Linked DNA regions of Homo sapiens: region 1 is linked to region 2. Evidence: chromatin contacts called from ENCODE Hi-C or POLR2A ChIA-PET data. All regions are on one chromosome and are shown on one strand. Each heading gives the region's core, a stretch centred on a gene start or an enhancer-like site at or near the end of the contact. The rest is flanking DNA. Distances are from core to core; before and after follow the strand shown.

What was found. Hi-C counts contacts between places; a loop is a spot of excess contacts on that map. ChIA-PET counts read pairs that join two places held with the same protein, here RNA polymerase II (POLR2A). Pooled maps may share reads with other maps.
Region 1: a map of B cell shows a loop between it and region 2 (28-fold over the local background). The contact joins the promoter of TSNAX-DT here to the promoter of CNIH4 in region 2. A Hi-C loop is called at or near these places in 1 of 168 maps with a recorded cell type or tissue (B cell) and 5 of 50 pooled maps. POLR2A ChIA-PET finds 5 or more read pairs at or near these places in 1 of 52 experiments (activated naive CD4-positive, alpha-beta T cell).

Annotation. Positions count from the first base shown.
Region 1 is chr1:231,527,286-231,529,985 of GRCh38, reverse strand. TSNAX-DT (TSNAX divergent transcript) reads left to right here and starts at 1,430. Exons shown (of 3, transcript NR_173106.1): 1 at 1,430-1,566; 2 at 2,571-2,648. TSNAX (translin associated factor X) reads right to left here and starts at 1,317. Exons shown (of 6, transcript NM_005999.3): 1 at 1,160-1,317; 2 at 627-731. The coding sequence starts at 1,175. It overlaps TSNAX-DISC1 (TSNAX-DISC1 readthrough (NMD candidate)), which reads right to left and starts at 1,333. Exons shown (of 16, transcript NR_028393.1): 1 at 1,160-1,333; 2 at 627-731. RefSeq lists enhancers at 561-1,760, 1,229-2,050.
Region 2 is chr1:224,355,597-224,358,296 of GRCh38, reverse strand. CNIH4 (cornichon family member 4) reads right to left here and starts at 1,418. Exons shown (of 5, transcript NM_014184.4): 1 at 1,304-1,418. The coding sequence starts at 1,372. RefSeq lists enhancers at 568-1,068, 1,626-1,765 and a silencer at 976-1,345.

The DNA.
Region 1 (2,700 bases), core at 181-2,680, 7.2 Mb before region 2:
AGGTGATTGCAAATAGGAATCAACCAGCTAAGCCCTTCCCAGATTCCTTAATCACAGAAACGTAAGGTACAGGATAGTGGATAGACAGGGACAAAAGGAAGAGGATTTTGTTTTGTGTTTGTTTTGAATTGAGGAATAACTTGTCCAAGTTAATATGCTGAGAAAAGGGGACTGTGAAAATATGTGTATATAGATATGCGAGATTCACTAATAGATACAAGCTCCCACTCTGTGCTAAGTGTTACAGTTAAAACAAAGATACCGTCCCTGTCTTCAAGTCTAGTAGAGGAAACAAATACACACTAAATGAAAATATATTTTAGCATATAACAGATGAGTAAATATTATCAGGTACACAATTCTTGAGTATGTGACATGTCAAATATTAATTAATGTTTACTGTTTCTTGTGTTTAAGTCATGTTTACCTGATTACTAATATTTCTCTTAATGGGACATAAAAGTGAAGGCCTTTGTAATCCAGACTTTTAGGGTACATCTAGCGCCATCACAAAACCTCCAGCTAAAGTTTCACATTAAATTCTTAGGGACTGTTTTCTTGCGCATAACCATGGCTAAATAATTTTGTTCTCTCCCCTTCTTCAACTTACATTGCAGAGAACTTACATTTAAAGGCCAACATCACGGGTGAAGATGAATTAACATCCTTCCCTTCTCTTCTTTGGTTATGTGGGAAATTGTCATGCTTCCTTTTCCTGAACCCTCCTGATCCTTATATAGAGAAGAAAAAAAGAGAGGGATCTTCCATCACCAAGAGTTTGCAAAACACAACATAGACAAACCTACTCCTTGCTTTAAAACCAGATACCCACAGGGCCCTCGCCTTAGAGGCTTTCTCCGCAGACTGACAGAGACGCTGCCCAGGCCTTTCCAAGCAAATCATCCAAGTTTCCACCAACTGGTGCTATGATCTGGCATTACAGCAATTACTGAACTAGGATAAAATCACACCTCAAAAATTTAAGAAAAAAGGAGGTGTAAACAGGGCCGATCTGGCCGGGGAGAGAAACAGAGGGGCCGCCCCCGAGTCTACAAGGGACGAAGGCATCCTTCAAGGGTGAAAAGGGGAAAACTGCATAGAAAGACTGGAGAACCTCCCCCTCCGGATAAATAACGCCCCGTGTTGTTAAGGACGCCACCTTCTTTGTTGCTCATGTCGTCACAGCCTACGGTGAGACGAGCGGAGACTGAAGGACCTGGAGCAAGAGGAGTGCGCGAGGTACAGGCCGAGGGAACCTGGGAAAACAGCCTGCAGAAAAACGCTTTGCAGCCGGGCCGACTACAACGCAGTGGCCGGAAGTCTCCTCTCACGTACTTCCGGCCTGCGTCCGGAGGGGAGGGGAGGCCGTCGCCGCTGGCTCCGCCCACCGCGTGGTCCAAGGACCACCACCCGCCACCGCCGCGCGAGCGTACTATTGCGGCCGCCCTCTGCTGCGCCTGAAGAGAGAGGCGACTCTACAAGCCTCACAGCATGCACTGTTACTAAAAAGACGATGCGTCCTCCTGGACCTGAGATCTGTGTGATCGTGGGAAAGCGACGAAAAACGTACGTAATTTTTTTCTGAAGGCACCTTCGGGACACCTTACCCTTCCCTCAGGGGGGCCCAGCTTCGCGCGCGGTGCTGTGGGGGTTGTAGTTCCTCCGCCGGAGCGGGACCTCCGGTGCCCCGGGCCAGGGATGTGAGAAAGAAGCGAGCCCTCGAGTTTCCTCGGGGCATGTGGGAAGGTTTTTTTCAGGATCCAGGCAGAACCTTACAGAGCTGGGAGTTTTTTAACTTTCCATTCCTGGCAGTGACGCCAGGAGCTTTAAGTGATGGAAATATGCGAGTCAATCAGTGGATGGTGTTAGTACTGTTTTCTCTTATGAAGATCAAGCCTGCCCTTCGGGTCTACTTCCACCTTTTCCCCCTGCCCGTCTCCCACCGTCTCCCTCCTCTCCACTGGCTCTCAGAAGCCGGACAGCCTGTGTTCAACTTGCCTCCACGGAGTGGTTGTGTGACCTTGATGAAGCACGCAACTTCTCTGCCTCAGTTTCCTTATCTGTAACATAGGGATAGAATAGTACCCGCCTTGTAGGGTTATTTGAGGATGAAAGGAGTTAAGTCTCGTGAAAACGCTCTTTCACATATAACTGCTCAATTAAATATTAAATACCATACTCCTCTCCCACCAGGGCTCTCCCAAACAAAATGATAGACAGGTGAGTAATAGCAGCTGTGTTCCACTAAACTGTGGGCATTTCATTATGAGCAGGTGCTGCCACCATATCTAGACTTTGTGCCGCCCCTTAGCCCCAGTGCTTCTCAGCGCTGTGATCCGGTCCCATGTAAGCTTCCGTCAATGTTTGTTGAAGAATCATGTTCCTGGTGTCAGAATAGGTAACTAGATGGCAATTCAGCACCGTCTAGAGAGAAACTCAGGCCAAGGCTTCATAACTGGGGTGCCCTAGGCCTAGTACAGAAAACACAAGTACATTTTAAGCTTTCTCTAAATAACCTCTCTATTGTGGTCATGTGTTGAACACACAGTCTTTTCTCCTTGTTAATTTAGGAACAAAGGAACAGTAAATGGAGTAACTTGGCTAGAATATGGCAGTAACTACAAGGCATGTTCTGCTCTGGCACGAAGGTAACCACCACTCATACCTCTCCAGCCCTGTGAATACGTCAATTGACTAAGC
Region 2 (2,700 bases), core at 169-2,668:
ATATTTACTGAACATTAGCTATGGGGCAGGCACTGTGCTAGGGTGCTCAGCACCATTCTCATTGTGCATATCTAGGAAATAAACATTTCCTATTTTAAAGATCAGAAAACTGAGGCTTAGGGAAATAATGTGCAAGCAAAGAGCTAGCTGACCAGGAAATCTGATTCCAAATTTTGTCCCTTTCCACTACAACAGGATGCCAGTCCACAATGAAAAATGAAGCTGCACTGAACATATACTCTGTACGACTATCCTAAAGCCCGCATGCTCTAGCAAACAAATGGTTTAATCCGATCAGAAACAGGTACATGTGATTTCCAAGAAAGGAAGCTGAAATGCGGAGTTCCTCATACGTTTTTTCTTATATTTAATTACTTAAACCTGGATGGTGCAATACAACATTGGGCAACAACTAAGCCTAGATGCTTTGTCAAGAGATGGGAAGAGTTGTAGCCGACATGGCTACTGCAGTGCTAAATTCAACCACCATTTATTGCTCTGGAAAACAGTTTGAATACTGCAACTTAAGTTTTAACATGGATCGATAGAAAAATTTAAAAGCTGAGAAACGATTGGGAACTACAGCAGATGTAGTTATTGAATTTACAGATCTGCAACCACCGGGGACAACCAAAATAATCACTTTGTAGACAGTTGTTAAAACAACTCCTTTCCAACACTCACTACAAAACGGCACAGTGAAGGAAGCAACTTCGCTCCTTTGGCGAATGAGTCAACTCCTGGATGTGAAAGGTCCCTGCAAGTACTAACACCCGCCAGAACAAAGGGGCGGGTGCCGGGGGTGTTGCGTGGGGAACAGGAGGAGGCAAATGGCCCGCACTTATCCCGGCACCCGACTGTCGCAAGCGACCGCCCTTGGGACCCCCAATATCCGACGAAGAGCACGGCGCAGGGCCTCTCCCAGAAAAACAGCGACGCTTCTCTCCCGAGGGCGGCCGTGGCTCAGGCAGGGCTGGTCCGGGCGCCGCGGGGACGAGCGGAGAGCAGGCGGGCAGGCCGAGACGGGGCGCGCCCGGAGAGGCCCACTCGGACCCGAGTGAGGGGCGGCCGGCAACCCAGGCAGGGCAAGTGCGTGCAGGGCAGCAGGGCCCGTCGGGTAGGGCAGCCAGCCTCTCCTACCCGCTCCGGGGCCCGCGCCACCGCCCCGGCCAGGCCAGCTCCCAGGGAGCCCACGCCCGCCGCCGGGCGCCTCCCTAGTCCCACACACCTGCCCGGGTGCCCAACTGGCCCACCCTCAGCCGTGTCCCCCGGCAAGGCGTTCGCCTGCCTCAGGCAAGGATACGAAGTAGACCGAGAGGAAGATGAGCGCGCAACAATCGAGGAGAGAGAAGACGAACACCACCGCCTCCATCCTCCTCCTCCGTCGCCGCCGCTCCTTCCGTCAAACCCGCTCGGATGCCCCGACCCACCCCTGATAGGCCCTTGCCGGGGCTGGCTGAGGCGTGTGGTCCTCGAATCCTGGTGTGGCATGCCGGGAGTTGTAGTCCATATTTTAAAAAACTCTACGGCCCTAATTCTGACGCATGCTGGGAATTGTAGTTCATTAGTACAAGTCCATATCAAAGAGGTGGGCAGGGCCTCTTTCATAAATCCGATTATTTCCAGAAATGGAATTAATCAACAAGTATTTACTCAACGCTTTTCTTTTAAAGAGCTGGGGTCTTGCTCTGTCGTCCAGGCTGGAGTGCAGTGGCGTGATAGAGCTCACTATGACCTCGAATTCCTGGGCTCAAGCAATCCTTCCACCTCAGCCTCCCGACATGCCCAGCTAATTTTATTTTATTATTTCTCATTTTATTTTATTTTTTGAGACAGGGTCTCACTCTGTCGCCCAGGCTGGAGTGCAGTGGCATGGTCACAGCTCACTGCAGCCTCTACCTCCTGGCCTCAGGTGATCCTCCCACCTCCGCCTCCTGAGTACCTGGGATTACAGGAATGTACCACCACGCCTGGCTAATTTTTTGTATTTTTAATAGAGATGGGGTTTTTGCCATGTTGCCCAGGCTGGTCTCGAATTCCTCGGCTCAAGCGATCTGCCTGCCTCAGTCTCCCACAGTGCTGGAATTACAGGCCTGAGCCACTGCACCAGTCTCTACTGAACGCTTTTAATCCGGATATCCAGTAGGATGTATTTCCCATGTGTGAAATTTTCTTTAGAGTTGGCTCTAGAACCATTGCATTCCCTGACTTAGGATTTGTAAGGGGTTTTCATCTCAAAGCACAAATCTAACTTAATGCTCCTGGCTTGACTTTTGCGATTTGCCCTTCCCTTCCTGATTTCAATTTCTCCAGAGATTTCACAGTCCTTTGTTTATCCTCTCCTACAGCAATGTTTCTCTCCTCTCTAGATTTTAAGATCTTTAAGAAGTGAATACGATGTCTTACTCATCCATTCATTCATTTAACAAATACAGTTGTATTTGCAGGGGCTACTTTCCAAGACCCCCAAGTGGATGCCTGACACGATGGATAGTACCAAACCTTATGTGTACTATGTTTTTTCCTATATATACATACCTATGATAAAGCTTAATTTATAGATCAGGCACAGTAGGAGATTAACAAGTAATAATAAGATAGAACAATTATACTGTAATAAAAGTTATGTAAATGTGGTCTTTCTGTCTCAAAATATCTTATTGTACTGACCCTTCTTTTTGAGATGATGTATGATGATAA